Linked DNA regions of Mus musculus: regions 1 and 2 are each linked to region 3. The links are chromatin loops, found by intact Hi-C in ENCODE. Cell type or tissue: gastrocnemius. All regions are shown on one strand. Each heading gives the region's core, and the rest is flanking DNA. Links, peaks and the distances in the headings are about the cores only.

Region 1 (10,357 bases), core at 752-8,751, 240 kb after region 3:
CCTGTGGGTCGAGACCCTTGGGTGTTGTCTAATGACCCTTTCACAGGCATTGCCTAAGACCATTGCAAAACAGATATTTGCACTATGATCCATAGCACTAGCAAAATTCCAGTTGTGAAGTAGCAACAGAATAGTGTTATGGTTTAGGGTCGCCACAACACGAAGAACTGCATGTTAAAAGTTCTCAGCATTAGGAAGGTTGAGAGCCACTGATGTAGACAAACTTAATTGTGATTTGCAGGAAGATGGTGTGACTGGATACCCTAAGGTCAAGCAAAGCAAGCCGGATTCTGAAAGGCAAATTCTGCATGTTTTCTCTTGCCTGTAGGATCCAGATTTATTTTAAAAGAGATGAAAGTAGATAGGCCACTATTTGGAAAGATGGGGAGGAGTGGGAGCCAGGGGGAGGGCCATAGAAGATCATGAGAGAAGTAGTGTAATCCAGTAACATTATACACGCATATTAAAGAACCACAATCAGATCCAGTATTAGGTAAACCTGATGGCTACCTTAGAGAAACAAGTTCACAATTTTGAACTATTAGAGTATCCTAAAAAGAGAAAAGAAATAAGAGAAGTGCATGTTACGATCTCTGACATTTTTATCATCATGATATCATCATCATTTATTATTATTATTATTATTATTATTATTATTATTATTATTATTATTATTATTTCTGAGGTGAGGTCTTACTACACAGCCCAGGCTGTCCTTGAACCCTACATCCTGCGTCTGCCTCTCTAGTGCTGGGCCAGCAGGCATGTGGCACTGTGCCGTGACATTCATCTCCTTGCTCTTTCTCTCTCCTCAGTGTATGTGGTTAAAAAAAAACAAAAAACCCTGGCTCCAGCAGGTGTATGCTTGCTAATTTTGGTTTACATTCCCCCATTCCCATTTGCACCTCCAACAAAAGGAAAAAGAAAGACCCAGATGTATTGTCACTAAATCAAGCCCTGCTTTGGCTAGGTCACCAGGGCTTGGTTTCCATTGTGTTACCAGGAAATGAAAAGAACAATTTTTCTTTTGTTGTTGTTGTTGTTCAGGATCCTAGATTTATATTGCTTTCACTTAGCGAGTGAATAATTGATAAGTCGGGGCATATTAACACAGAACAAAAGAGCCCAGCGGTACAAGGGTCTTGGGAAGGCTGCCTAAATCAATACACACTCATGAATTTTGAGCGCAAAAGGTTGAGCTGAGAGAGAACACAGATTTAGATGGCCATTAATATTTGAAACACACTCTATGCACGAGAGGCTCGCCAGAACCCAAATGTTAACCGGAGGAGCTTCAGAGAAAAAAAAAAAGCTTCTAAATAAATCTGAAAGCAAGATATTTTCCCCTCCAAAGATCTCACGTGGAAAAAAAAAATCAATCATCTTTGTCGTCTCTGCAGTCAGAAGCCAGCTATTAAAAAATCTAATTAGAGTGGTTCTTTTTTAACCAATTAAACATACCAATGTAACACTTGTCTGATCCAATGTTTGTAATTGCCAGAAACGCAATCAAGTTGCCCTCTATGGTAATGCAAATAACTGGAAAATATTCCCGCCACTCCTCCTGGTAACATCCTCCCTACACAAGAGGCAGACTGAAAATTTGATTAATCTAAACATTTTGTGAGGTGTCAAGAGAGGTTTCTGGCCTGATGCTTCATGGTCACCTGAATGGGCAGACCAACTGAGGACCAGAAAGGAAAAAAAAATATCATCAGTCACAATTTGCTCTTGAGAGGTTGCCTCTGGGGCTTGCAGCTGAGCCGCTTTCCAAGCTGGGGATTTTAAACTGAGAGGGGGAAAAGACTTCTTAAAAGTTGCAAGGCTCTGCATCCTGCTGGAAAGTCATCCCTGGCATTGGATACCAGTTCATGGCTATGACTGTTGGAGATGCTCGACCTGTGCTGCTTATCGCTGTGGTCACTGAAGAAACTCGGTAACAGGGACCATGTGCTCATTCTGGCTAAATCGCAGCCACGGTTTGTGGGTGTTAAGAGTCACATTCATTCATTCACTCATTCATTCATTCATTCATTCATTTATTCAGTATGGGTACATCTTTGTGTGCATCTATGTGCATGTGGGGAGGCAGGATTGGTCTCTACTGCTCTCTACTTTATTTTAAATTACATAATCTTTGGTGACTTCATGTGTGAATATAATATATTTAGATGCTATTCAATGCCTCCCCCCCAACTCCTTCCACATCTCTTTCCCAACTTTATTTCTTTTTTCTCTTTCTCCTCCACCTCCTTCTTCTTTTTCTCTTTCTCCTCCTTCTCTGTTGCTGGCACTGCCTCTTCTTCCTCCTCCCCCTCCTCCTCTTGTTCCTCCTTCTCTTCCTCCTCAACACGCTGTGTACAATTAGTGTCCTCTGTGTGCTCACCGGTCCAGGGCCATCTAGTGGGAGCAGGAACAAGCTACCATGGGTCACATTGCTGAAAAATAAAACCCCTGACTCGCCCTTCAGCCTTTACCTGTATGAAGCTTCTTAGTTAGAGGTGAGAGCTCATGAGTGCCTCCTCTGCTCCCACTAGAATGTTGACTGACTTGGTCATGTTTAGGTCTTGTGTAGGCAACCACAGCTGCTATGACGTAGCTAGGGGAATCCCAGAGACTCCTCAAGTCATATGGACTACAGCCGCTGCACGTAATCACCCATCACATCCAGATAGTAAGACCCTCCTGCTGAAGACACCACCTGGGGAAAGCAACCCGAAAAACTCTTGCACTTGAATTTTTTAGATAGGGTCTCTCACTGGACCTAGACCTTGCCAGTTCTGCCAGACTGTCTGGATAAAAGGCCTGAGGAATTCTCTTGATCTGATTTGTTTCCTCAGTGTTTGCTGCTACACTCAGCTGTGTGTGTGTGTGTGTGTGTGTGTGTGTGTGTGTGTGTGTGTGTGTGTGCACGCATGATCCCCCATCTCTGCCTTCTGTGCTGGGGTTATAGGTACTCACTAGTGTGTGGCCATGCCTGGACTTTCCCATGGATGCAAAATTCAAGGACCCGAACTTAAGTTCTTATACTTACACAGCAAGCATTTTTACCCATTAAGCCATCTCTGCGGCCCTGCATCTAGCTTTGCACATGGGTTTTGGGAATCTAAATAAAGACCCTTTTGTTTTAGTGGTGAACACTTGACCACTGAGCCATCTCTTTAGCTCACTTTTGAGAAGGTGTTAAGTAGGATACTACATTTGGAAAGAACCTGAGAGACCATTTGATCCAGCTACCAGCTTTTCATATAAAAGGACAAATTCATCTGGATTCAACCTGTGCTTGCCTACCCTTGGTGATCTCACTACCCTATGGGAGCAGCCATGGCCTGATTTCTGAAAAGAAGCTTTGTATATTGAGCTATAATCTGCTTCCCCCTCCCCCATGCCTAAGGCCAAAGAAGCTCTCCTTAGAGATCACAGTTGCCCCTTTCCGGATGCTGGCTCCTGCCTAGCTGGATTGCCAGTACTGCTCCTTGCCCATGAAGCAGTTAATTTGGGGGAGATAATTCAGAACATGTGCTCATTACTGGGTCTTAGAGGCTAAAAGAAAAATTTGGCGCCTCTGCTGTACAGATGGTGTTTGTTCTGTCCCTGGGAGTCTCACGCTGTAGATCTTAATTAATGAATTAATGAAATTTTTCAGTCAAGTGGTCCTAAGGAGCTTTTATTTTTGAAAACTCCCCTTCTGCTGAAACACGTGTTTCTCTGCTTTCCCTCCAAGCCTCTAATTAACCGGCAAGGGAAGGTCAAAGACATTGGTTGTAGACGTGCTGAAAAGGGCATGGATTCTTAAAGGGAAGTTACACTTGGAGACTAAAGACACCACCATGGAATTCCAACAGGACTTTTAACTAGGATCAGAAATGATAGTTACATAATATGTTTGGTCCCTTCATGGAGACAGTTACCTTGTCCTGGGATTTTTTTTCTGATATGCTTTGGGAGTAGTCACCCATTTTTTTATTTGCTTTTTTTCTTAGTGTTAGGATTGAATACTAGGCTTTGTACATGTTAGGTAGGTGCTCTACCATTGAGCTGCGCCCCCAGCATCTCACTGGAGGATTCTATGCAGGTGTTCTACCACTGAGCCACACCCCCAGCCCCTCCCTGGGGGATTCTAGGCAGGGGCTCTACCACTGAGCCACGCCCCCAGCCCCTCACTGGGGGATTCTAGGCAGGGGCTCTACCACTGAGCCACGCCCCCAGCCCTCACTGGGGGATTCTAGGCAGGGGCTCTACCACTGAGCCACACCCCCAGACCCTCACTGGGGGATTCTAGGCAGGTGCTCCACCACTGAACCACATCCCAAGCCCTTTGACTATTCATTTTTTTACTGGGAGAAAGAGAGATATTCCTATAGTAGAATGAATGGGCACACACTGCTGAATGCAGCAGACCTGAGTTCTGTTCATTGGCTACCAGTTTCTAGCTGTGACAACCTGGATAAGTCACTATAGCACTGTGAGTACATTTTATCTTACTAGACACAATTGGTATAAATGTTCCAAGTGCATAGGGTTGGTAATGGTTATTCTTTACTGTCAACCTAACTAGATTTAGAGTGACCAAGAGATTGAAGCACACTTTCAGGAGTGGCCGTGAGGGTGTTTAAAGAGGATCGGGGCAATGTCATGGCAATGGGTAATGCTCTTGCATAGCAGGAATAGGGACCTAAATTTGAGTATCTAGCACCTATGTAAGCAGCTGGGAATGGCTCTATGTACCTGTAGCCCCAGCTCCAGATTCAGCAAGAGACCCTGTCTGAGGAAAGAAGGGAAGAGACACTTGATATCTTCCTATGGTCTCTGTGTGCATGCACCCATGCACATGTGTGCACATAACACACACACACACACACACACACACACACACACACACATACACACACACACACACTAATGAGGATTGATTGAGGACAAGGGAAAAGGAGGAAGTGAGCCAAACATTAGAATTCCCCTCTCTAGGTGCTTTCTGTTTCAAGTTTATGTGAGGAGTCCTAGCTGCATAGACTACTGCCTTGCTTTTCCATCTAAAACCAAGAGCCAAAATAAACCCTTCCTTGCTGAAGTTACTTTCATCAGGTATTTTTGCCACCGTGATTGAGACAGGAAGAAAACAGGGTTGTTCTAAAGCAAACTTAGTTAATGAAGTCAGAGACTCATACTTTGTGCTGACTCACAATTACTAGGTAACTGTGATGCTCAGCTTTAGTTGCCAACTGACACACCTACAATTGCCTGGGAATAGAGTTACATTAAAGGATAATCAGTATTGGGTTGGTTTGTAGGTGTGCCTGTGGGAATTGTCTTAACTGAGTTAATTGTTGTGAGAAGACCTAGACTTCTTTGGGTAGCACCATCCCCTAGGCAGGGAGTTCTGACTTGTAAAAGTGCGGAGCACTCAAGCTGTATGCAGGCAAGCAAGCAAGCAAGCAAGCAAGCAAGCAAGCAAGCACACATGCGTTAATTTTTTCTCTGCTCTTAACTGCGGATGTGATGTGACTGGCTGCTTTTGCAACTTTCCTGATGTGATGGACTGTAATCTGGAACTGTGATATGAATTTAGCTCTCTCTCTCACACAAGTTGTTTTTTGTCAGAGTATTTTAATCACAGCAACAGAAATGAGACTAATACAGCAACAACTCTCCCTAAACTCAGAAACAAACAAACAAACAAACAAACTCTGTCAATCAATCAAAGCATTTGCTATTGCTTACACAAACATGAATTTGTCTTCTGGGAATACTGCTAGTTTGGGCTCTGCCTGGTTGGTATTCGTTGGGGCTTTTTCTTGGATGTGTATTGAACTGGTGACTGGTCTGAGGGCTCTGTCTGGTTTGTCTTCATTTGCATGCCTGGCTGAAAGCTGGAGTTATGGGACCACATTCCTCAGCAACAGGAGGCTAGCTTGGGTTTATTCACAGGACAGAGTCAAAGAACTGCAGAGCTGTATGTGGCTTTTGGAGATGGCATCATATCCCTTACAGTGTATGCTTCCAGTCAAAGCAAGTCATTCAAGAGGCAAAAGACTAGATTTGCTGTCTAGTTACTTTTCTGTTGCTGTGATAAAATACTCTGACAAAACTACTAGGGAAAGAAGGGCTTATTTTGATGCAAAGTTAGTGTATCATTGCAGGGAAGTCATAGGAACAGAAGTGTGCATCACATTGTATGTGCTGTCACAAAGCAGGGTGGGGTGAAGAATGTCGTTCTGTTATTTTCTCCTTTTTATATATTCTAGGATACAAACTATGGAATTGTGCCACCACAGTGGGTGGGTCTTCCCATTATAATTAACCTAATCAACATAATCCCCATAGGCATGACCCATGTGACTCTAATCTCATCAAGTTGCTAACTGAGGTCAGCTATCACAGTCACATTTCAGAGAAAATAATTTTCACTATTTTTTAATTGGAATGACATAGAAATACTGAGGTGATGGAGTCATTCTGGGCTCTTGCTGTGTTTTGCTCTGGAGTCTGGGATCCAGGAAAACTCAATGACCACTGAAGCCACTTGAGCCAGGAGCTTTAGGGTCCTTCTTTCACAAATTAAACGAACAGAATTCATGGACCCCAGAGGGCACGTTTTAGAGAAAAGTATGTTGAAGAAGTTTATTCCCAGGAAATAGGATTCCATAGACCACAGAGCTAGTAGTCTCTGACCTTTCAAAAGACTCAGGTCAGAAATTGAGCTGAAGTATATAGGAGGGAGATGAGCTGCTCAGTCCAGTTAGCCCAGCCACAAGGTGTCCCAGTACCTCTTCCCAGTTGTAGTCACATAGCAAGTAGTGACCATTTAGGAGACAAGAAAGGAACAGGGTCATCCAGCAAGGACAATCTCAGAATCTCAGAGGTTTGGGATTCCTCTCCTACCTGACCAGGCTGCAGTTCCTGCTTTCATCTTTGCACAGTTACTCTATGATCTCGAACTCTCGAGCCTCCTGCTCCAGCCTCCTGAGTGCTGGGATTGCAAATGTGCTTAACCATGCCCCAGTAGAGCAGCCAGTGGATCTGCCTTGCATTGTATCTAGTACAACTATTTGAAAAACGACATCTGCTCAAAATTTTGGAGATTGATTGATTTTGGAAGCATTTTCAAGTGGGCATTGTGTAGCTTATATTGAAATCACTTGATTATTCCCACTGGAAAGACTTTATTGTTGGTGTGTGTGTGCGTGTGTGTGTGTGTGTGTGTGTGTGTGCGTGTGCGTGTTCATGAGTATGTAGCAGCATGATTTTGTGTGTTTTCTTGCATGTGGAAGCCAGGGGACTCTCTTGGATGACCTTCCTCAAGTACTGTCTACACATTTTCAAAAGACTTATTAATTTTATGCATGTATACACACGTGAGTTTAGATTCCTGCTGAGGTCAGAAGAGGCCAATCAGATCCTCTGGAGCTGAAGTTGCAGGTGGTTGTGAGCTATCTGATATAGTTGTTGGAAACCAAACTCTGATTTTCTGCAAGAGCAGCAAGTGGGTGCTTTTAACTAATGAGTCATCCTTCTAGCCTCACCTTCCCTTGTTTTGGAGACAAGTGTCTTTCACTAACCTGGGACTCACCAAGTAGTTGAGATTGGTTAGCTATCGATCCCCAGGGATCTTCAGAGTAGAAGGGTTGGAAGCATGTACCAGCACACTTGGATTTTATTAAAATGTGGATTCTAGGGATTGAATGCAGACCCTTGTGTTTGTACAATGAGGTTTCTCTTAACTGAACCATTCAAGTTACCATTTCGTGAGGATCCTCGGAGAAGCTGCATGTGGTTTTAAGTCATTATAAGCACAGCCCAGAGGAAGGACCTTCAGTTCTGCTTTTCCCTTTCAAGGGATGTGAGTGCAGGGGAACTTGGGGGTCAACATACTGGTGCTTTCAGCCCGGGCAGAGCCAGCTTTGATAGTCATTTTTGCAAGCCCCAGTGTGTTTGTGGCCGAGCATCCCATGTACCTTATCAGGTTGAAGGCTGCTCACATGTAATCCTGACCTTAGCTCTGTGGTCTCTCCTATATCACTTTTTTTTTTTTTTTTTTTTTTTTTTAACCAGCGCTGACACTGAGGTTTTGGAAATGACCATGACTTACAAATGATATAGAAGACTTGAAGCCTGGGAAATGGATTTAGCAATGGCAAAAAATGTGGTAAAGTAAGATGGGAGGCCTTCCTTGTGTATGTGTGTGGATGCACATGTATGTGCAGGTGGATGTGCACGAACGTGTGTGTGTGTGTGTGTGTTGATGGAGGACAGAGATCAACTTCAGTGGTTGTTCCTCAGAACACTGCCTCCCCCCATTTTTTCACCAATGTCTCTCATTGGCCCATCTCTCTCTCTCATCTACGCTACATGGTCAGCAAACCCCAGGGATCTATTTGCCTGTCTCCAATTTTCCAGCACGGGGGTTCCAAGCACATATTACCATATGCAATTATTAGAATGTGGTTTCTAGAGATCCTTCTCAGATCCTCATGCTTGCATGGTAGGCACCTTACCAACAGAACTCTCTCTCCATCACAGAATTCTCTCTAGTGAGCACTTCATGCTGCTATTATCACATTATTCTGCAATCCCTATATGAGAGACAAGAGAACAGTAAATCACAGGACACATGCAGCCTGAAGGATAGGAACCAGCTCATGTAAGATGAGGAGTCCCTCGGTCTGACTCTTCATTAGACAATTTCCATGTCTTGTTGCTGCAGTAGAGACCCACAGCTGTGTCAATTTACAAAGCACAGACATGTGTAGAAATTAGAGATCAGGATGCCAGTTTGTGATGATGATCTTGTTAATATGAAAACTCGCTGGAGTATGCCTCATAGTGATTGAACAGAGCTTAAAGAACCAGTAATCCCATCATGAAGATCTGACCTTAAGTCCTTGTTATTTCTAACCACCTCTTGCATTGGTTTCGTTCCTGTCAGTCGCTGTGATAAAACAAAAACCAAACAAACAAAAAACCAAAAACCAGAAACCAAAAAACAAAACAAAACAAAACACAAACAACAACAACAACAAAAAACCCAACCAAAAACATCCTGACAAAAACAACCGAAGTCAGGGAAGGTTTGTTTTGGCTTACGATTCCCAAGGTTTAGAGTCCAACATTGTGGGGAAGGCATGGCAGCATGCAGAGGAGGCATGACAAGCAAGATTGGGAGCCTGGCCACACACATAGCATTTGTACTCCAGAAGCAGTGACTAAACAGGAAGTAGAGCCAGGGTTTAGAGTCTCAAAACCCACCCACCAGTGACGTACTTCCTTCAGCGAGTTAACCTTCCCAAACAGCGCCACCTGCTGAGGACCAAGTGTTCAGATCTATGAGAGGTTTTCCATTTGAACCCCAGATCCTTCTAAATATCCCACAACCAAATGCCTGTAACCGATGAACTTGGGGGTAAAGTACCTAACATACGAACTTTTAGGGTAGGAAAGCAATGAGTCACTTTGCATTGCTGTGAAAATGTGTCTTACAGAGACAACTTAAGGGAGGAGTGGCTTGCTTGGGCTCATGGTTTCAAGGGATTTTGTTCCATCATAGCCGGAAGGTACAGCAGGGCAGCTCAGATCATGGTGACAGGAGCTATTCACATCATAGTGGATCTGTATGCAGTGAAAACGAGGCAGGAAACAGTGGCTGGGTTATAACCTTTAGAAGTATCTCCTTAGTGCTCTCTTTTCCCCTTCTGGGTCCCTACCTCCCAAAGACAATTCAGCTTCTTCAGATAGCATCAGGGATAGGAGTAAATACTGAAAGGATGAGCTTATGAGGGGCTATCTGATTCAAACTGTAAAAGGTACATTCAAACGACAGCAATTACTTTGCTTTGAGTATATATATATATGTGTGTGTGTGTGTGTGTGTGTGTGTGTGTGTGTGTGTGTGTGTGTGTATCAAGAAAGAGAAGAGGCACTTAGCTAACCCCATACCCCACAGACTGTAAGCCATTTCCCCCTCTTGGAATAGAGTCCTTGTAACACTGCAACAATCCTCAGAAGATGGAAGATACTTCTGGGCACTGAAACTGGCTGATAGACAGGCAGCTACTGTCCATGGGGGCTCCTGGGTCACTCAGGCTGATTGCAGTTGTCAGAAGCAGGATGAGGCAGGCTGCACAAATTGAGTGACGCCGTGTTTTTAATTTAGGAGGATTCCGAATGGAAGCATCAAGGACCCACGGAGCCAGACTGTGAAATTACTCTTGGCTTTGCAGCAGGCTCTTGATACTCCAGCATTATGGAACTTGTCAGTTCTGGGAGGCAGAGGCGGGTGGGGTGGCAGGCACGTGGGTAGCTGTCAGAACAAGAATGGATTAATTCTGGGCATTCAGTCCTGTGCCAGGGGGTCATGATG
Region 2 (10,357 bases), core at 897-8,896, 180 kb after region 3:
GTGTAGGTGTCTTCTAGGTGGTACACACCGTTTGAAGGTATGAAAAATCGCTGCAATGACATGCCAAGAATATTTAAGTGATCTATTAGTACTTCTTTTATGCCAAGCGCCATGTTCATAGTTTGCTATGGTTAACTTCAGATTATAATAGCCATTCTAGGAGAGGGTGACACATTTTGGAGCAGATAGTGGTGAATAGAAAGATTCATGCTGACAAAAGAGCAGAGAATAAATGGTAGTGGACTGCTTAGCATGAAACCGGATGACTATAGCACATCCTCTCCCAAACGGGACATCACAGAAGGCATGGAAAGACATAATAGTCAGAGGTCAGGGAAGGTTGCAACAGAATAATGGTTTCTGACTGTGACAGAAAACATACACACACACACGCACATGCACATGAATGCATGTGCTCATTAGGTCACATACACATACCTTTTAAAACAGTGGGACTAGTTGAATGTCCTCCATCTGAAGATTGGACCCAGAATTGTCTTATGTCAGAACAATGCTCTCCTTGCTGGCTCCCTACACTGCTACCATATCTGATACTTCCAGAACCTTCTGTGCTGCATTTGGTCCTAAGCTTTGAGCTGAGCATTTCTATGAGAGTGTGGCTCCAGGCTCAAGAGAAAAGGCTAAAAGAGAATGGGCTGTTACACAATGTATTCTCTGGTGTATTAGTTAACTGTTCATTATTGTGATAAAGTACCCCAATGAGAGCAAATTAAGGGAGGAAGGGAATTATTTGGCTTACAGTCTATTGTGGTGGAAAGGAGATGGCAGCAGGCAGGAAAAGCATGGGTCAAGGGGCAGGTCATTGTCATAGCACATCTTCATCAGTAAGCAGAGGGTGAAGTGGAAGTAGGGCTGGTCTATATGTGACATCTCAAGTCTCACCTCCTGTGTGGTACTTCCTCATGCAAGCCTCCATCTCTTACAGGTTCCACCATCTCTCCAAACAGCGCCACCAGCTGTTCAAACGTGAGCCTGAGGCTGAGGAGGCTCAGAGGTTAGAACCTAGAACCTCTTGAGGAGGGTCCAGGTTTGGTTCCTAGCACACACATCATAACCACTTATGATTCCAGCTCTAGGGAATTCAATACCCTATTTTAACCTCCCAGACAACCGGCATACACATGGTAAACACAAACTCAGGCAGGCACACACAAAGACACACAAAAAATAATTAAAAATGAAACAAAACGTGTGTGTTTATCGGGGAACATTTCACATTCAAACCACAATAGATACCCAAAAGGGTTTGATAAAAACCGAATACAGCAAATTGCATTGACTCTTACATGCCAGTGATAAACTTATCTGTGAATGGTGCCACATGCAGAACATAATGTATGAGAGAGACTTTTTAGGAGACATTTTATTTGTCTTGTACATATTACATTTCTCAATGGCTTGCCAAAATTTTGAGTCCATTGTTATTAACTCCTTGCATTGTATCAGTGGTAAAATACAACTATTGCCAGTCAAAACCCAATATTGTCCAATTAGAGTTTAATTCACTGGAGATGTTGCCTTTGAGTTGGACTAAAAAGCTGGAGCAATTTCAAGGGTATTATAATTTCCTCTAAGTGTGTGTGTGTGTGTGTGTGTGTGTGTGTGATGTGCATGAGTGTGGTGTTTGTCCACACATGCATGGGTACTTGTGCTGTGAATGTACATGTGGAGGCCATAGGAGGATGCTGTCTGGACGGACGTTCTGCTGCCTTAAATGTTACTCTCTTGAGAAAAGGTCTTGCTGAACGCAGATCTAGGTTAGAGACCTAGCAAGGTCTAGCAATTCTTCTATGTCTTTTTTCTCCCCTCCTCCCCCAGTGCAGGTGTAACAGGTGTGCGTGCAGCCATACTCAGCACTAAAACTTGTGAAGAATAAAAAGTTCTTAGTGACTCAAATGGGAACTAAGTACATGTGTGTATAGTGTGTGTGTGTGTGTGTGTGTGTGTGTGTACAGTGTGGAGTACATTAACAGAGGCTAATGACAACAAGCATCTTCCTCAATTACTCTGTATCCCATTTGTTGATACAGGTTCTCTCATTGAACCCAGGGCTCACTAATTTGCTTAGCCTGGCTGACCAGCAAGCTTTAGAGATTCTCCTGTCTCTGCCTCCCCTGCACTGGGGTTATAAAAGTGTGCTGACACACCTGGCATTTGCTGTGGTGCTGAGGATAGAACAGAGGTCCTAATGTTTCACATCACAAATGATTTGTCGACTGAATCACCTCTCTAGCCTCAAGGAGCTATTGATCGATCGATCGATTGATTGATTGTGGGATTTGGTCAGAGGCTCCCAACATTGTCCGAGCATGACAGCTGAATGCTTCTGGCTCTGCTCTTAGAAATCATCTCCCCCCAAAATCATTTCATTATGTCAATTACATTCATGACTCAGAATTATTCCTAGTGGATGGGGAGATGAGCAGGGTCATCCTGGTTTCATGCTGGCTGCAACATTTCATTGACATTTTCCTCATTAGGATATTGTTGATGTCATTGCCTCAGCTTCAGGATAAGCCTTCTTGTTTTCCATCTGAACATGTCTCTAGAGGTGATTTCATATGAATCCAATCTAATCTACCATGTCAACATTTTATTAATAGAATTTATCAAATCCTGGGAGGCCCTTTCTGGATTTTCACCCTCTGTGCACAAGTTGGGGGTCTCCTTTGATGGGTTTGTAAATTACCCATATCTGAGAATATCTGAGCCTCGCATGATGGTTAGAGATGAGCTCATTGTCACGTGCTCCAGTTAGGGTCCTCGTGTGTGGGTATACGTGTTTGAGCATGTATATCTGCACATGTGTGTATAGACCAAAGGATGACCTCAGTTGTTCCTAATGCTCAATTTACATTTGTTTCTAAAATTTATTTTTTATTTATGTGTATGCGTGGACTTGTCCGTGTGTATGTATACTAATATGTTTAAGTGTCCACCGGGGCCAGAAGAGGGGATCTGATGCCCTGGAACTAGAATTACAGGAGGGGTTGTGATACTTCAATGAGGGTTCTGGGAGCCAGATTCAGGTCCTGTGTGGGGGGCAGCAAGTGCTCTAAACCACTGAGCCTCTCCTCAGCCCTCACCCTTGAGTCTGGCCTAGAGCTCCTCAAAGCTGCTAGAAAACGCCAGAGATCCACCTGTCTCAGTCTTCCCAGCATTGTGTACCACCAGTGTGTACTACCATAGCCAGCATTTTATGTGGGGGCTGGGGATTTGAACTCGGGTCGCCATGCTTGTGACGCAAGCCCCTCACACACTGGAGTTAAACCCTCCCCAGTCTTCATGCCTCCTGCCTTTCTCACACTTGAAATTCCTTCTCTCCTTTCTTACCTGCTCAATTTCAATCGAAGGCTTCTGCAGAATGGTGTGATCTCCTGGAAATTGGTTGAAGGAATTTTTTTTCAAGTCCTAAAACACCCCTAAGGCTCAATGTGTCTCTTATTCATCTCTGTAGCTCTTGGAGAGAGAAGCCGATGGACAACTGGAGACCACATGGCTCCGAGCCAGAGTTCTAGTCGCAGCGAATGGTCATTTCCTGACCTGGTCTTTCTTCACTCCTTTTCCGCATGGATTTGTTGAGATTCCTAATCCTGTACACATGGGTGGACTGAGTCACTTCCCTGCAGCTTGACACTTAAGGAGAGCTGCCAGACTGACTGAGCAACTCTGCCCTCAGCCTCGGCTTTTAATTCCCCCCATTATGCCTGGCTCAGCATGGCGAGAACACAGCTCATTGGCCTGGGGCCAGGAGGCCTGTCAGCAGGGAGACCAACTCTGGAATGTAATTAAACTACATGATGTCTTTTGTGTCTTTTATTTCCCCTGTGCCACCAGCAGATGGGGAAGGCTGACATTGTTTACTTCTGTCTGTCTGTCTGCCTGCCTGTCTGTCTGTCTGTCTCTTCTCTGTCTCTCTGTCTCTCTTTCTTGGCAGGATGCTGCAAAAAAGACCTGAGGAAATGATGAGTGGAAAGAACTTGAGAGCCAAGTAGAGAGGATCAATGAGCCATAGATGCTCATCGACAGAATGTTTGGATCAAGCGTGTATTGTAGAGGCAGGAGAGGTAGCTCAGGAGCTAAGAGTACTTATTCTCTTTCCATGGACTCAAGTTCAGCTCTCAGCTTTCACACTGGGCAGCCCACAACTGCTTGTAAAGCCAGCTCCAGAGAATCTGAATCTGATGCCCTCTTCTGGCTCCTGTGATGGCTGCCTTCACTTATGTGCTCTCTCTCTCTCTCTCTCTCTCTCTCTCTCTCTCTGTGTGTGTGTGTGCTGCCTTCACTTATGTGTTCTCTCTCTCTCTCTCTCTCTCTCTCTCTCTCTCTCTGTGTGTGTGTGCTGCCTTCACTTATGTGTTCTCTCTCTCTCTCTACACACACACACACACACACACACACTCTTACACTTAACATTATATCTAAAGAGAAAAAAAAGAGTCCATTGAAGGAGCCAGGGCCATGATAAAGTTCTTGGTCCTTCAGCTCACGGCCTGGAGTTCAGATGTCTAGAAACATAAATGCTGGGTGGCCAGGCTGGCTGTGGGGTAACACTATTCTCAGAGAGATGCAAGCAAATGCTTACTTATCTCAGATACAGAACAGACAATGGACCAAAATGAGTATACCATCAAATCTAACTTGGTGGTGCAATGAGGGTTTTTGTTGTTGTTGTTTGCTTGTTTCTAGTCTTTTTTTTTTTTTTTTTTTACAGGAATATGGGTGAGAGGTTACTTACAGACAGAGAAATGACTCAAAGACAGCTGCACCACTAAAGCCCACCACAGCATGCATAAAAGCTGGAAACCTAGAGCACACTGCACAACCTTCGGGCAGTTCAACAGGTTGGACAGTGTCCTTTCATGATAACTCAGTTGGTCTAGGCCTCGTCCAGGAGGCTAGGTTGGTCTCTGTGTCTTCCGGGTAACTTAACATGATTGAGAATGGCTCTCAGCAGTCCTTACTGCCTTTACATGCTTGGGGAAGGAGGGACCTAGTATATCTGGTCAGTTTCAGGGACTTCCTGATAGCTTTGAGTTGTTTACTTCCCGAGTTTATGGAATTTCTCTGCAGGAGGGAAAGCCCCATTTCTCTTTCCTTTAACATATAATATATTGATGAGCTTCCCTCTAAGACAGAAGATTTGAATCCTAGAGGAAACTGCTATACCTCAGAGGTCCACCTGGAAGGTCAGCATTAGAAGGTAGACACAAGGAATCTCTAGAGCAAGCTGACTAGTGTGACTAGCCATATCAGTGAGCTTTGGGTTTGACTGAGAGACCCCACCTCAGTGAACAAGATGGAAGATCCACGAAGAATGATGCCTGACATTAACACCCACACCCACGCCCACACCCCAGACTCTATTGCATCATAGAATCTGTTGAATTGATTAATTAGTTAATTAATTAATTTAGTATAGTGTATGCTTGAGTGCATGCTTATATATTCATGTTGGGCGCATTTGGAGTCCAGAGGTTAATATTGATTGGGATATATTTCTCATTCACATTTCCATCTTACTTAAAAATTTATTCTTATTCCATTTATTTCTGGGGGTTCCAAATGCCATAGCATGCGTGTAAAACTCAAGAGGATAGTTTGTGGGAGGTGGTGCCATCCTTCCACTATATGAGACTTGGAGATTGAACTCAGGACTTGGGGGTTGCCAGCAACTGCTTTTAGCAACTGAGGCATCTCCTGATCCTTCCTCCTTATATTTTAAGATAAGATTTCTCACTGAACCTGTTGATCACTGCTTGTTGATTTGGCTAGGCTGGCAGGAGAGCTTCAGAGGCCCACTTATCTCTGTCTCTCCAGTGCTGAGTTTATGGGCACGAGCTACCATGCTTAGCGTTTATGTGGGGTCTGGGGTTCCAACCTTAGGCCCCATGTTTATACAACAAGCACTTTGCCTCTGAACCAATTCCACAGCCCTGTGTCCACAGACTTGAGAGAAGCATCCCGAATTATCCTATTCTGTTATGTGAGGAACAGGACCCACAGGGAAGCAATGAACCCTAGCTTCCCTTTTTTTTTTTGGTCCATTGAAATTCTTTTTCCATGTTCAGACTTCTATAACACAATGTCACTTACTTCTGTTCCAACAGGAAAGCAAATATTTGTGCAGTGCCAATGGCATTCTTGTAATTAGGAGGTAATATTGAGCAGTAGCCACATCTGAATTGAGACACCCAGGCAAGAGAGTTAAGTCAATTTGTTCTGGGATCAATAGCTGTGGTCTTAGCTGACAGAGAACCTGAGGTTTCTTTTTTGGTTTAATTTGGGGGATATGTGTGTTTATTGGTGGGTACATTTGTGTGTGTGTGTGTGTGTGTGTGTGTGTGTGTGTGTGTGTGTGTGTGTATTTTATGTGGCTCTTTTCCTGAAGAACCAGGGAATTGATGACAAACCAAAGTATGGATACCTTCTGTCTTAGTCAGGGTTTCCATTGCTGTGAACAGATACCATGAACAAGGTAACTCTTATAAGGACAACATTTAATTGGGCCTCGAGTACAGGTTCAGTGGCTCAGGCCATTATCGAGGCAGTAGCATCACAGCATTCAGGCAGGCATGGTGCAGGAGTAGCTGGGAGTTCTATATCTTCATCTGAAAGCATCTAGGAGAAGATTGGGTTCCAGGTGGCTAGGAAGAGGGTCTTGAAGCCCATGCCTACAGTGATATACTTCCTCCAACAAGGCCATACCTCCAAATAGTGCCATTCCCTGGGCCAAGCTATTCAAAACACTTCACCATCAAAGTCCAACTTGATGAGCCAGTAAGTTATTGAGATTACTTAAGGGAATATGGGTGAGAAGTTACTTTGGAGCAGAGATGGCTCAAAGACAGCTGCATGAGTAAAGCCCACCACAGCATGAATGTTGACACAAAGTTGGCAACCTGGAACACACTAAATAGCCTTCAGGCAGCTCAGCAGATAGGATAACATCCTTTCCAGGTGACTCTCTTGGTCTGATCCCTTTCCAGACTGCTTGGCTGGATCTGTGACTTCCAGGTAGTTCAGCTGCTCTTAGACTCCTCTAGGCAGCTTAGCTTGACAGAGAGTGACTCTAGGCAGTCTTTGCTGCTCATATATACTTGGGGAGGTGGAAGCCTAGGAAATCTGGTCAGTTTCAGGGACTTCCTGAAGCCTTTAAATTGTTTGCATCCTGGGTTTAATGAGCAGGATGGAAGGTTTTACCTCTCTTTAGGCAGGCTTGTTGTTTTCCCTCCCTGTAAACATCTTGTATCTTAGTGGCTTTCCTCCAAGACAAAACGTTTTCACCTGAGAGGGAACAGCTATAACAATGTGTGTGGCTATGTATATATACATGTGTGGACAGGTATGTGCACAATGCCTCAGGTGTTGTTCCTTAGGGGTTGTCCACCTTCATTTTTGAGACTGGAGCTTGCTGATTGTGTCAGTCCTTTAGCCAGCTATCCCCAAGGCTCTTGCGGTCTCCACTTCCTCAGAGCTGGCATTACAAATGCCACTATCCCTGGACTTTTACATGTGCTCCCAAGATCAAACTCAAGAACAGGACAAACATTTGGCTGAGCTCTCTCTTCAGCATACCTCCCACCTATTTTAGCACAATTGTTTATCTCTCTGTGTGTGGGTTTGTGCACAGGAATCTAGGTGCCTGGGAAGGTCAGAAAAAGCTGTTGGATCCCCTGGAACTAGAAGTTCATGTGGTTGTTAGTGGCCTAATGTGTATGCTGGGAACTGAACCCAGACCTTCTCTGAAAGTAATGTGTTCTTAACTTCTAAGATGTATCTCCAGTCCCTTCTCCCTCTCCATCTTCCTGTCCCTCCCCCTCCCCTTCTCCCTCTCTCTTGGCATTAGAGTATGGCTATGAAGTCTAGGCTGGCCTTGAACTTGTGTTAAAACTACTGCCTCACCCTTGGAAGTATCTGCTTCATCTGGGAGTAACCTTGCTTTTGGGTGACATTTACTATGCATGGGGAGTGTTTTAATGTTACTTGAGTTTTTAGGGCAGCCCCTCAAAACTAGGCATATATTATGTACATCTCCAAAAAGAGAGTTTAACTAGTCTTGGTAGAAGGTCTGTGCAGAGGAGCAGTCTCAGGTTGCAGTCATCTTGGAGAAGAAAGTTGCAGTTGTTATTTTTTCCACATACTGGTCAACCCTTTCTTAACTCTCGTATACTTAGGGCAGAGGAAGGCTTTGGCATGCATCTGAGCCAGAGTCAGAGGAAGGCTTTGCCAATTATCATATGTCAATGGCATTGGCCCTTGTTAATAACACACATTAACTAAGGACTTCATGCATCCCTTACACTCTCCCAGGGCTTCCATGACTCCCACCCCATCGTATGTTGTATGTAGTATGGTTGATGGTTGTTACCACTGTAGTTTATGCAAGATGACACTGAAGAACTCATCACTATCAATGATGGAAGGTTTTCAGGATATGACCACTTCTGCTCCAGAGAGTAGTTGGGCCATCATGGACAACTGTACCCATTGGGGTGTAGTGTGTTCTTCAGGCTGGCTGTTGTTTGAGACAGTTTAAGTTTCATGACACAGGTTTATCTAAGACTAGGAAATAGCTTAGTCTACCATTGCTCAACCTGTGGGTTATGACCTGTTTGAAAAGTATGAGGTAGCAACAGAAATAATTTTATGGTTGGGTGTCCCCACACAAGGATCACAGCATTAGGAAGGTTAAGAACCACTGACTGGCTTAGTCTATAGTGTACTCAGTCTGTGTAAGCGTGTGGACCTTAATTTGATTCCCCAGAACCAACATAAAAATAATCTGTTCCCTCTCCCACACTTTCTCTCCTACACCTGATTCCCATCCTTGTTCCCTTCCTCAGCCACTTTCCCATCCAGTTCTCTTCCTCCCTCCCACCCTCCACCTCTGATGACTGTTTTGTTTCTCCTTCTGAGATTTGTACATCCTTCCTGGGACCCTCCTTATTACTTAGTTTCTTTGGGTCTGTGAATTGTACGTATGTACAAGATTAAAAAAAATGTATGTTTATCTTGTACTTTACGGCTAAGGGCTAATGTCCACTAATAAGTGAGTACATTCCATGCATGTCTTTCTGGGTTTGGGTTACCTCACTCAGGATGATTTTTTTCTATTCCATTCACTTGCCTGCAAATTTCATGATGTCGTTGTTTTAATAGCAGAAGAGTTTTCCATGTGTGGATATTCTGCATTTTCTTTATCCATTCTTCAGTTGAGGGATATCTAGGTTGTTTCCAGTTTTTGGCTTTTGCAAATAAAGCTGCTATGAATATAGTTGAGCAACTGTCCCTGTTACCACAGTGGGGAATCTTTGGGGGTATATGCCCAGTAGTGATATAGCTGGGTCTTGGGGTAGAACTATTCTCAGTTTTTTCAGAAATCACCAAATTGATTTCCAAAGTGGTTGGGGGAAAGCTTGGGCATCTCTGGGAATAGCTGGGAACTTGAGACTGGGGAGGTTCTGGGAAGTCTATGGGGGTGACCCTAGTTGAGATTCCTAGCAGTGGGGGATATGGAGATTGAAGTGGCTACCTCCTGTAGCCAGGTGTGGCTTTCAGTGGAAGGAGGGGGACATCAACACACCTATACAACCTTCAGTTCAAAATTTGTCCTGCTTACAAGATGCTAAGGGATAAATATGGAGCAGAGATTGAGGGAATGTCCAGCCAATGACTGGCCCAACTTGAAACACACCCCATGTAAGATAGACAATCCATGACACTATTAATGATACTCTGTTACATTTGCAGATAGGAACCCAGCATAACTGTCTCCTGAGAGGCTTCATCCAGCAGCAGATGGAAACAGATGCAGAGACTCACAACCAAACATCAGGCAGAGATCAAGGCATCTTGTGGAAGAGTAGAGGATAGAATTGTGTGAGCTATATGGGTCAAAGGCACCATAAGAAGACCTACAGAGTACTAACCTGGGCCCATGAGGGCTCACAGAAACTGAACCACCAACCAAAGAGCATGCAGGGGCTGGTGTTAGGCCCTGTGCACATTTGTAACAGATGTGCAGCTTGGTCTTCATGTGGGTCCCCTAACAGTTGGAGCAGGGGCTGTCTATCACTCAGTTGCCTGATACTGGGTCTCCTCCCCTGAACTGGACTACCTAGTTGGGCCTCAGTGGCAGAGGATGTGCTTAGTCCTGCTGCAACTGGATGTCCCAGGGTGGGGTGGTACCCAGGAAGGGCTTCCATTTCTTTGAGGAGAAGGAGAGGGGGTAATGGAGGGAGGGATTTGTAAGGGTGGGACTGGGAGGACAGGAGAGTTTTTTTGGGGGGTGTTGAGATAGGGATGTAAAGTAGATTGAAGGAAACCAAGAAAA
Region 3 (10,357 bases), core at 1,323-9,322:
AGGTTATTTGCAGGAGCATGGATAACTGAAAGGCAGCCGCATCACCAAAAAGCCCACTTCAGCCCTAAGTGACTCACAAAAGCTGCAATCCTATAGTTTTCTGTACAACTTGCAGTCAGGTCAGAGAGCCTCTTCTCCTCTGTAATTATTATAATTATATAACCTGGGGTGGGGTGAGTCTTGTTGAAACTGTGAGTTTCCTGAGCCTTGTGACTTTTGTTTTCTTCTTGAGCCCTGTAATTTCATTTACTTCCTGAACCTTATGAGTTTCCTTTACTTCCTTAGCTTTGTGAGTTTTGTGTACTTCCTGAGCTTTATGAGTTTCATTAGCCTTCTAGGCCTTGTCTTGTTGGTTTTATTTGCCTTGAGTCACTTTTTTCCCTCTGAGTTTTTATTTCCTATATTTAAAGCCTCCCTAGAGATGAAGATATTTAAATTCAGAGAAAATACCTATATCTCATTGACCCTTTAGACAGTTTTTTTAAATTAAAACTTTTTTTTGAGATTATAATTATAAAAATTTTCCCTTTCCTTTCCTCCCATATATTCCTTCCAGCTCTCCTTTAATACACTGATTGTTATTGCATGCATATATGTATTTGTAGACACATATTGTACCTAAATATAACCTGTTCAATCTGTATAATGCTACCTATAGGTCAGAGCTGACCATTTGGGGCTGGATAACCAATTGGTGTGCTCTTCTCTGGGGAAAGCCATCTTTTCCATTCCGGCATTTCTTGGCTGTCTATAAGTTGTTGTATAGGATTGAGGCTTTGGGGGCTTTTCTTCGTCCAGTTTGGCATGCCCATTGGTATTGTCCTTTTAAGCTCAAGTTTGGGCAGTCATGTTGGTGAGATTTTACAGGTGTAGCTATTGATCTCAGTGCCTCTTCCAGTTTGCTGCTTGCTTGCTTTGTAATGTATCATTGCTTCAAGAACGGCTTTGGCTCCACAGTATCATTTTATCATAAAAATAAATAGCATGGACAGGAAAAGAAAACCTTCACCTTAAGCTTTGCTGTGCCTGAGGAATTTGTTTGTTTGTTTGTTTTTCTCTAAAGAAAGACCCAGGTACACATTTCCCTGCACTCTGCTCCCAAGAGTAGGTCGTAAAGTCTCCACTGATTGGCTAATGGAATTGTTCAGTGCTTTGCTTTCTAGGTTTTCCATGACTGTAACAAAATACTTGTTACAGACTACTTACAAAATAGAGAGGTTTATTTTGTCTCATGGCTCTGGAGGTTCTTGTTATGTGTGCCCATAGATTTTAACCTCTACTGAAGGCAGCACATCATGGTGGGTCCTGAGACCAACAGGAGGGGAAGGCTTGAATATGCTTGGCCCAGGGAGTGGCATCATTAGAAGAGGTGACCTTGTTGGAGAAAGTGCGTCACTGTGGGGGTTGGCTTTGAGACGGTCCTCCTAGCTATCTGGAAGCCTGTCTTCTCCTGTTTGCCTTTGGAACAAGATGTAGAACTATGCCAGTGCTGTGTCTTCCTGCATATGCCATGCTTCCTGCTATGATGATAATGGACTAAACCTCTGATTCTGTAAGCCAGTCCCAGTTTCATGTTTGCCTTTATAAGAGTCGATGTGGTCCTGGTGTCTCTTCACAGCAATAAAAACCCTAACCAAGACAGAAGTGTCTTTCACATCTCCAGCAGATGAACGACAGAAAAGACAGGTGAACCACATTTGCTGCTTTTAGACAGATTCCTGGAATTCTGTGTTTGTCCTGGGGGTAGTTCTGTTTAGTGGACATGGTCTATTACATCTAAACTTGGTTTTATTTCTCGATTCTTTGCAGCTGTGACCATCCATGGCTACTTCAAGTTCTAATTATCAGATTTTATCAACATCTGGTAAGAAATAGAGCATTGCTTATTTTGGGGTGACTTCTCTGTGCTTGCTGTGTAGCCAGGGATTTCCCCAGCCACTTTCACAGTTCCTCTTGTTTCACACACTTTACACTAGGTGGCAGTGGTTCCCTACTAATAACTCAGGGACAACCTCTGGTTGCAGAGACAGCTCACTTCAGAGGTTTCTAGAAAGGGTTAAATGCCACCTTGTAGCTAGGAAGGTAGGCCAATGAATTGCAGTGTGAATTTTCCAGTAGGAACCTTCCACTGATTGTTAAGGTCCTCAGGGGGCACAGACAGCACTCCACATACAAACCTATTGTTTTTCTGAGAGAAGGTAGTAGCTCTGATCCCCAAACACAATGTAGTAACCCAAGATGTTCTCAATATATCCCCAGAGCCTGGGGGTAGGAGCTTACATGGTAGAAGGAACTCTGTAGATTTAATTACACTGAATATTGTGGAATGGATATCTTATCCAGGTTATCCAGGAAGGCTCAAAGGAAAGGAGGGGACAGGAAGATAAGACAAATGTGATGCTATGTAGTGTTGGAGGATGTGCCGTTTATACCTAAGCCACTCGGGAGAGACACTGGAACACAGGAGAGGAGGGAGACGGGGTCGGGGGAAGAGGAGGAAATGAAGAGGAGGATGAGAGAGGAGGATGAGAGAGGGGGGATGACTTGAAGATGCTGTCCTTTTGGCCCTGATGGAAAGAGTCACAAGGCTGGAAGGAAGAGGAGGAGGAAGGGGAGGAGGAGAACGAGGAGGAGAAAGTGGAGAAGGAAGAGGAGGAAAGGAGAAAGAAGAGTTGAAAACAGAGGGAGAAGATGAGGAAGAGGAGGGGAAAAAGGGGAAGAGAAGGAAGGGAGGAGGAGGAAGATGAGGAACAGAAGGAAGAGGAGGAGGAAGAAGAGGAAGAAGTGGAAGAAAAGGAGGAATTGAGGAGGAAGAAGAGAAGGAAGAGAGGAGAAGAGGAAGAAGAGAAGGATGAGAGGAAGAGGAGGAAGAGGAGGCAGAAGAGGAGGGGGAAGAGGAGACAGGAGACAATTTGGAGATGCTATCCTGCTGTCTCTGATGATGGAGGAAAAGCCTCAAGCCAAGGACTGCAGGCATCTTCTAGGATCCAGAAAAGACAAGGAAATGAATTCACTCTTAGAGTCCCCAGAAGGAGGCCAGCCCTAGTGGCCTCTTCACCTTAGAACTTCCATCCCCAGAACCATTCAAGAATCGACTTGTGTTATTTGAAGCCACGTCTTTGGGGGTTGCTCATTACAGCATCCTGAAGAAGCCAATATGCGTCCTGTCCCTTTCTCTTCCTGGTCTTTTATTCAGTGCTTGGTCCCTTTTTGTAGGTCTCAGGGGACACTGGGCTTCCCCGGGAGAGCCTCTTTATTTCCAACTGACTCCTTGGTTAGTTTGTAAGAATTACAGTGTAGTAAAATCACTTCCGTGTCTCCACAGGACCGTGGTTCTCAACCACCCTACATGCTGCAACCCTTTAATACAGTTCCTCACGGTATGGTGACCCCCAACCATAACATGATTTCGTTGCTACTTCATGACTGTAATTTTGCTACTGTTATGAGTCATAATGTAAATATCTGATATGTAGCCCCTGTGGGAGTTTTGACCTACAGGTTGAGAACTGTTGGCACAGGATGCTTGATGTTCAGTCTCTGGTTCTAACATCAGCCCCAAGAGCACACAGTTGAATTATTCAGTCTCCAGTGCCAACTACAGATCCGCACTTGGCAGGGGCTGAAAGGGTGTCTCATTTAATTCAACATTTTTGTTTTTTTTTCGGTAACACCTCATGCATCTCCATCAAGCCTTGACTTGCTAAGTAGTTGAGGCTGGGCTTGCCTCCTGCCTCAGCACCCCTCCCCCAAGTTCTGGGAGTCCTGGTGAGCACTGCTGCTCTTGGTCCTCAAGGAGTGCTTGTAAAATGCCTAACTAATCTAGCATCTCGTCCCTTCTGAGAGGCTCAGTGGCAGAGCACTTTCCAGGAAGCGAGGGGCTGAGGAGAGTGACTTCTTTGTAGTGTGCCTGCCTAGAATCTCCAAGTGAGCAGCCAGAGTGTGGCTTAGTGGAAGAGTGCCTGCTTAACCCACAGAAGGCCTGTGTTCAAGCCCTAGTACACAGACACACAGGTGGATAGAAAGACACACAGAAAAACACAGAGACAGACAGACAGACAGACACACACACAGACATGCACACACACACACACACACACACACACACACACACACACACACACACACACACTCACACACAGACACACACACACACAAACACACACACACACTCCCATACCATAGTTGGGTGGGTACATTTCTAGGGATAGGCATTCTATGAGGAGGTTGCCCTGGAATTATTAATAAAAAACTGGAAAAGGAGTATGTGGCCTTCTGGGGCCAGGGCAGAGGTTTGGAGATCTTAGTGTCTTTCCTGTGCAGGGACATCTTTGGCATTGTGTGTGTGTGTGTGTGTATGTCTGTGTATGTATGTCTGTGTACATGTATGTCTCTGTGTGAATGCATGGGTTTATATGTATGTATGTGTGCGATATGTGAGAGCATGTGTCTGCCTATCTGTCTCTCTGTGTGTATTTGTGTGTGTGTGTGTATGAGTATGTTTGTGCCTGTGAGCGTGTGTCTCCTATGGCTGCTAAGGTTTGGATCTTAAATACACACAAAGACACAGTGTTGGTGATTTTTGTTCTGAAGGGGCTGCTGTTGGGAGGTGGGGGGACCTTTAGAGATGAGGCCCAGTAGTGAATCTTTTTTTTTTAACTTATTTATTTATTATATGTAAGTACACTGTAGCTGTCTTCAGACACACCAGAAGAGGGAGTCAGATCTCATTACGCGTGGTTGTGAGCCACCATGTGGTTGCTGGGATTTGAACTTCGGACCTTCGGAAGAGCAGTCGGGTGCTCTTACCCACTGAGCCATCTCACCAGCCCCCCAGTAGTGAATCTTTATATCATTGGGATGTGCTTTTAAAGGGGACAGCTGAACTTCCCTCTCATTTTTGCCTCTTGGCCACGAGGTGAATAGCTTTACTTTGCTCTCGGACACTCCTATAGGTGGCCTCAAAAGTTCTGTCCAGGTATGGACCAGAACGGCTGCAGTTGGGAACCCAGATAAACTTTCCATTTAGAAACAACCTTGCTAACGTGGCAGAAATGAGGGCATTAGAAAGAGAGCCTCTCTTCCATCTATCAGGCCACTGGAAACAATAGACCCCAAGAAACAGGAATTTCTTCAGGAGTCTCTCACTGGGAGAAGGAAAAGGCTGGAAGCCTGGTGCCTGGCAAAGTGGAGCTTGTTTCGAGAGAGATTTCTCACTGTTCTGGTGACTTCTCAACCACTTCACTGGGCAGACTGGAGCTGAGGCAAAGCTGGGGCAGTGGCGGGTGGGTCCGAACCTAGCTCCTCCGAGAAAGGTTCAATTTCACTTTTAATTGTTTGTGTATGTGTGCGCATGCGTGTGTGTGTGTGTGTGTGTGTGTGTGTGTGTGTGTGCGCGCGCGCATCTCTCTCTCTCTCTCTCTCTCTCTCTCTCTCTCTCTCTCTCTCTGTGTGTGTGTGTGTGTGAGAGAGAGAGAGAGAGAGAGAGAGAGAGAGAGAGAGAGAGAGAGAGAGAGGGCGGCCGGCGCACGAGAGTACAGGTGGCCTCCTGAAGCTGGAAGAGAATGTCAGATCCCCTGGTGCTGGCATCATAGGGAGTTGTGAACCACCTGACATGGCTGAGGGGAAAAGAACTCTTGTCCTCCGGAAGAGCAGCAAGTGCTCTTCAGGTAGAGGCATTTTCCCACCCCCATCCCCGCGCCTCTCAGCTATTTAAATTACGCTTCACATAAGGACCCTGAAGGTGGACTCGGAAGGTGGGGTATCACTGGACTTCCGTCACCGTTCCTTGTCCCAGTGTCTTAGGTAAAACATTTGACCCATTTACATATGTGTGTGTGTGCACACGTGTGGAGGTCAGAGGATACCATGAAGCAGTCAGTTCTCTGCTTTCAACGTGTGTGTCATGGTGATTGGCCGCAGATCATCAGGCTGGGCTGAACGCTCTTTTACATGCAACATCCTCTCAAAACCCTAATTGACTTACTGAGCAAAGGTGGGTCCAGGGGCCCAGGCTCTGACCCTAATATCTCCAGTAATGGTAATGATCGCAAGTGTTTTGTTATAATGTCTGCAGCTGATAACCGCAGGTGCTCATCGGGGGCTGAGATCTTGGCCTAATAGCACTCCTCAAGGTCCTTGGGAAGATACCTGGCACATGAGAAGCCACAGGCCTAGCCTTTAAGGCTGGGCTACTCATTAGTGGGAAAGATAGCGGAGATGGCCACTAGGGGGCGCTCCGAATCCATAACAAAGTCTGCAGAGTTGCTGAACAGCTTGGAAATATCCTGGACCTCACAGTTGCCAATGTTCTGGTAGACTGGGAGGGGGAGGAAAGAGGAAGGGAAGGAAAGGAAAGGGGGAAGGGGACAGTGTAGGGGAGGGGAGAGGTGAGGTGAGGTGAGGTGAGGTGAGGTGAGGTGAGGTGAGGTGAGGTGAGGTGAAGGCTCCGTTGCCTGCTTACTTGGGCAGCAGTATCCCGTTATGGCTCAGCCTGTAGCCCATGAGCAGGGGATCTATTAGCCCATCAGTTCGGTTGGCACCTCTTGTTTTAGGGCACGATTTGGGGGATCTTCCACGTTAGCACAGTCCTGGCTTATGATCCAGGCTCCCCTCACAGTAGCTGGTGGAACACACTGATTTCAAGGCTGCAGAGGGTTCTGGGACTTGTATTTCAGGCTCGGCGAGGAACGTGAACCTTGAGAACCTGCGGTTTCTCTGTCCTTTGTAGCCCAACAAGTCAGACTATAGAGGGGGACGAGGAGACCATCATTCTTCGGTGTCAATTTCTTCCTTCCTTCCTTTCTCCTCTCTCTCTCTCTCTCTCTCTCTCTCTCTCTCTCTCTCTCTCCTCTTTCTTTCTTTCTTTCTTTCTTTCTTTCTTTCTTTCTTTCTTTCTTTCGTATTTATTTATTTATTTTAAATTAAATTTTTTTTTTTTTTTTTAGATATGATCTCTTGGAGTCCAGGCTGACCTTGAACTTGCTATGGAGCTGTCTGTGTGTGTGTGCGTGTGTTGCACCGGTTCGCGTGTGCACTTGGAGACCTGAGGGTTTCTTCCTTTGTTACTAAGAACCCAGAGCTTGCTGATTGCATCAGTATCACTGACTCTGAGAATCCCCTTTTCTGCCTCCCGAGTGCTAGGGTTATACGCAGCCTCCACTCCCACACAGCTTTTCTGTGGGTACTTGGAGGCCTGTACTCTGGTTCTCATGCCTGCGTGGCCAACGTTTTACCCACTGAGATGTCTTCCCTGCTCTCTCTCTCTCTCTCTCTCTCTCTCTCTCTCCTTCTTTCTAAAAGTCAAGTCCTGGGGACACGTGGTGCACAGCCATACATGCAGGCAAAACACCAGCACACATAAAATAAAAATAAAGGTTAAATAAACAGGGGCTAGAGAGATGGCTCAGAGATTAGGAACACTGGCTGTTCTTCCAGAAGACTCGGATTTAATTCTCAGCATCCAAATGGCAGCTGACAACTGTCTGTGACTCCAGTTCCAGGGGATCTGAAGCCCTCTTCTAGACATACGTGCAGGTAAGACATGAATGCACATGAAATAAAAATAAGTAAATCAAAAAAAAGATGCCCCCTTCAAACTCCTCTTGGGAAAGGTAGGTTCAATGATAATTTTCAAACCCATTTCAAAGACTTGGGGTAGGGCACCAAGTTCCTACTCCCCAAACGCTCTAGTTGTCCAGTACCCAGAAGGCACTTGTAAACGTGCACATTGTCTTCGTAGGGCAAGCATCAATGGGATGATGTGTTAGTTGTTTTGTGAGCCTCTAAATCCTAAGCCCTGTGTGTATCTGGTGCTTGGGCAGGAAGGAAGATTAGCCTGGGGTCTGCATAGCCTTCTGCTCTTCGCCTCTTCCCTTCCAAGCTAAACATCTTCAACTGACTTTATCTTTCAGATGAAAACCTTGGCAGAAGGAGATTTATTTGGTACCGTGAGCTTCTCTTGTAAATAGCTCCCCGGGTGCCGTGTCTACAACCCACCTGTCAGCCCTTGGAGTGGAGGAGGCTGTGTGTTATTGATCCCGACCTGTGGCTGCACCCAGCATGGTACTAGTATCTAGCAGGTATTCAATCAATGTCCTCTGCATGTAGAGATAATGAGGAGGGAAAGGAGGGTCTTATGGGGGGCTCACTGCAAGAGAGACTGCAGGATGTGGGAGGAATAGGGATCCCGGGGATAGCCTGGAGGACGAAATTAGCCAGGGATGGAGGAAGGAAAAGAGCTAGACCACGTGATATGGCAAGCACAGAATACTTGCTGCACACATGGAAGTACATATGAGAGGGGCAGTCTTCCTCTAGCTGTTGTTACTTGGGACATGGAGAATAGGGAAGAGAGGAGAGTGCCCAATTGGCCCAGGCTCCTATTCATAAGAGAGATACCCGCTTTCCCTTAGGTGTTAACTACCCCTTTCTTGGACTGAGATGAGATTTAAGAATTCCAGTGTGGCTCAGTGGTAGAGCCCCTGCCTAGAATCCCCCAGTGAGGGGCTGGGGGTGTGGCTCAGTGGTAGAGCCCCTGCCTAGAATCCCCCAGTGAGGGGCTGGGGGCGTGGCTCTGTGGTAGAGCTCCTGCCTAGAATCCCCCAGAGAGGGCTGGGGGCGTGGCTCTGTGGTAGAGCTCCTAAACAGCATTCTCAAGACCTTGGATTTGATCATCAGCACCACAATAAATAAATGAATGAATAAAAGTCAATTAAAAAATTATTGCCTTCTTTCAGGTGGCCTGTGTATTTGGTATTAGCTTCACACTAGTTCAGGAATCCCAGGACAGTCCCAGCTCTGACTCATACTGTGTTTCTCAATGTCAGGATCCTAGTCTACACTTGGGGTACAAGAGCCCTGTTTTCTGTCAGCTGGGCTGCTGCTCATATGTGTGCAGCGATTGGAAGGGACCTGGGGTCTGTGGAGCTCTTATAGTGGCATGGCTGACTGATGCTTTGTAGCTGAGCCTCTGGTGTACCGGTGCATCTGCTTTCTGGCTGAGTACACAAACCTTAAGTGCACTCACCCCACCCCCCACCCCTTGGCTTCCAGGGCTCTGCATACTGCTGTGCAGACTGAGCTCTTCACTGGGAACTGGGTCAGGATGGGTGGTACTGTGTATCTACTGCAGCCTTAGTGGGCTGAGAGGTCAGCTCCTGAGAGGGGGGTCAAGTAGAAGCCCTATGTGCATACATACATGTGTATGGTGTGTTTTCACATGCACATCTGTGCATAAATATGTGTGTCATGTGATTAGTATAGACAGATGACAAACTGCACTCATGTTTATCACAGTGCATGCTTTATATATGTATATGTATACATGTGTCATGTGAACAGTATGTGCACAGGTTATTTGCTATGCATTTTTGTATACATGTGGTACACACTGTGTGTGTCTGTATATATGAACATTCAGTGTGTATACAGGTGGCACATGAGTACATGCGCACAGTACATGACAGACATTTTGTGTGCCTTTAAGTGTGCATGTATACCCATGGAACTTGCTTTGTGCCTTTATGTATTCATATGTTGTGTGCACATACATGCAAATGCCATGTGAACATTTATGTATGCACATTACACGCTATGTGTTCATGTATAAAGTGCACACTTTATACATACATACATACATATGGGTGCATATACATACATACATACATACATATATATATATATATATATATATATATATATATATATATACCTGTACATGGCATCAAGCAATATGTGTATTGATACATATGCATGCATATGTATGTTTGCATATGTATATAGTGTGCCAAATTAAGGCGCCATGAACATTGTATATGCTCAGCACATGCCTATAGGTATGTGTATCACATGTATGCCTACATGCAAATGCTATGTGAGCAGTATGTGCACATAGTATGCGTTGTGTGTTTCTGCATATGTGTATGTGTGCTTGTTTGTATGAACGTATGGATATGCAGATGTCATGTGAGGAATCTGTACATTTGGCACATGCTGTGTATGTCTGTGAACAGTGCACACTGTGTGCCTGTGTGTATGTTCTGTATATGTACATGAACATATGTAGATGAGAGCAGCATGTGTACAAGTATGTGCTATGAGTACATGTGTGTCTGTGGCACATATTTTTGTCTGCATGCATGTACCTGCTGTGTACATATATGAAGGTAGCAGGTGGGAAGCATACATATGCTATGATATACACATGTATGCTTGTGATAGAGCACATGTGTCTATATGTATAGCTGTACATGCCATGTACATATGAGGAACATACGCATGTAACAAATGTGTGTGTTTGAATTGTTCATGTGTGCACATGCTACACAGGCTGCAAATATGTGTATACTGTATGTGT

The links. Peaks named below come from ENCODE experiments on the same cell type or tissue, not always from the same donor. Only the 100,000 strongest peaks of a DNase experiment are listed, where the experiment ranks them.
Region 1: a loop joins it to region 3, with 5 times the contacts of the local background. A loop is called at or near these places in 5 of 42 quality-filtered maps.
Region 2: it touches region 3 in a loop (2.5-fold over the local background); 3 of 42 quality-filtered maps call a loop at or near these places.

What each region holds. Positions count from the first base shown.
Region 1 is chr5:133,814,594-133,824,950 of GRCm38, reverse strand. No RefSeq gene overlaps it. Among named protein-coding and RNA genes, the nearest start is that of Gm36667, 220 kb to the right of the region's middle. In gastrocnemius, for the core only: no CTCF peak of the experiment used is centred there; DNase peaks (open chromatin) are centred at 767, 3,482 and 4,129.
Region 2 is chr5:133,878,577-133,888,933 of GRCm38, reverse strand. No RefSeq gene overlaps it. Among named protein-coding and RNA genes, the nearest start is that of Gm40340, 170 kb to the left of the region's middle. In gastrocnemius, for the core only: no CTCF peak of the experiment used is centred there; DNase peaks (open chromatin) are centred at 3,754 and 4,155.
Region 3 is chr5:134,059,749-134,070,105 of GRCm38, reverse strand. Gm40339 (a long non-coding RNA gene) reads left to right here. Exons shown (of 6, transcript XR_868578.3): 2 at 1,810-1,864; 3 at 6,948-7,536; 4 at 7,914-8,081. Among named protein-coding and RNA genes, the nearest start is that of Gm40340, 14 kb to the right of the region's middle. In gastrocnemius, for the core only: CTCF peaks have their summits at 1,969 (motif pointing right) and 6,210 (motif pointing right); DNase peaks (open chromatin) are centred at 2,001 and 6,237.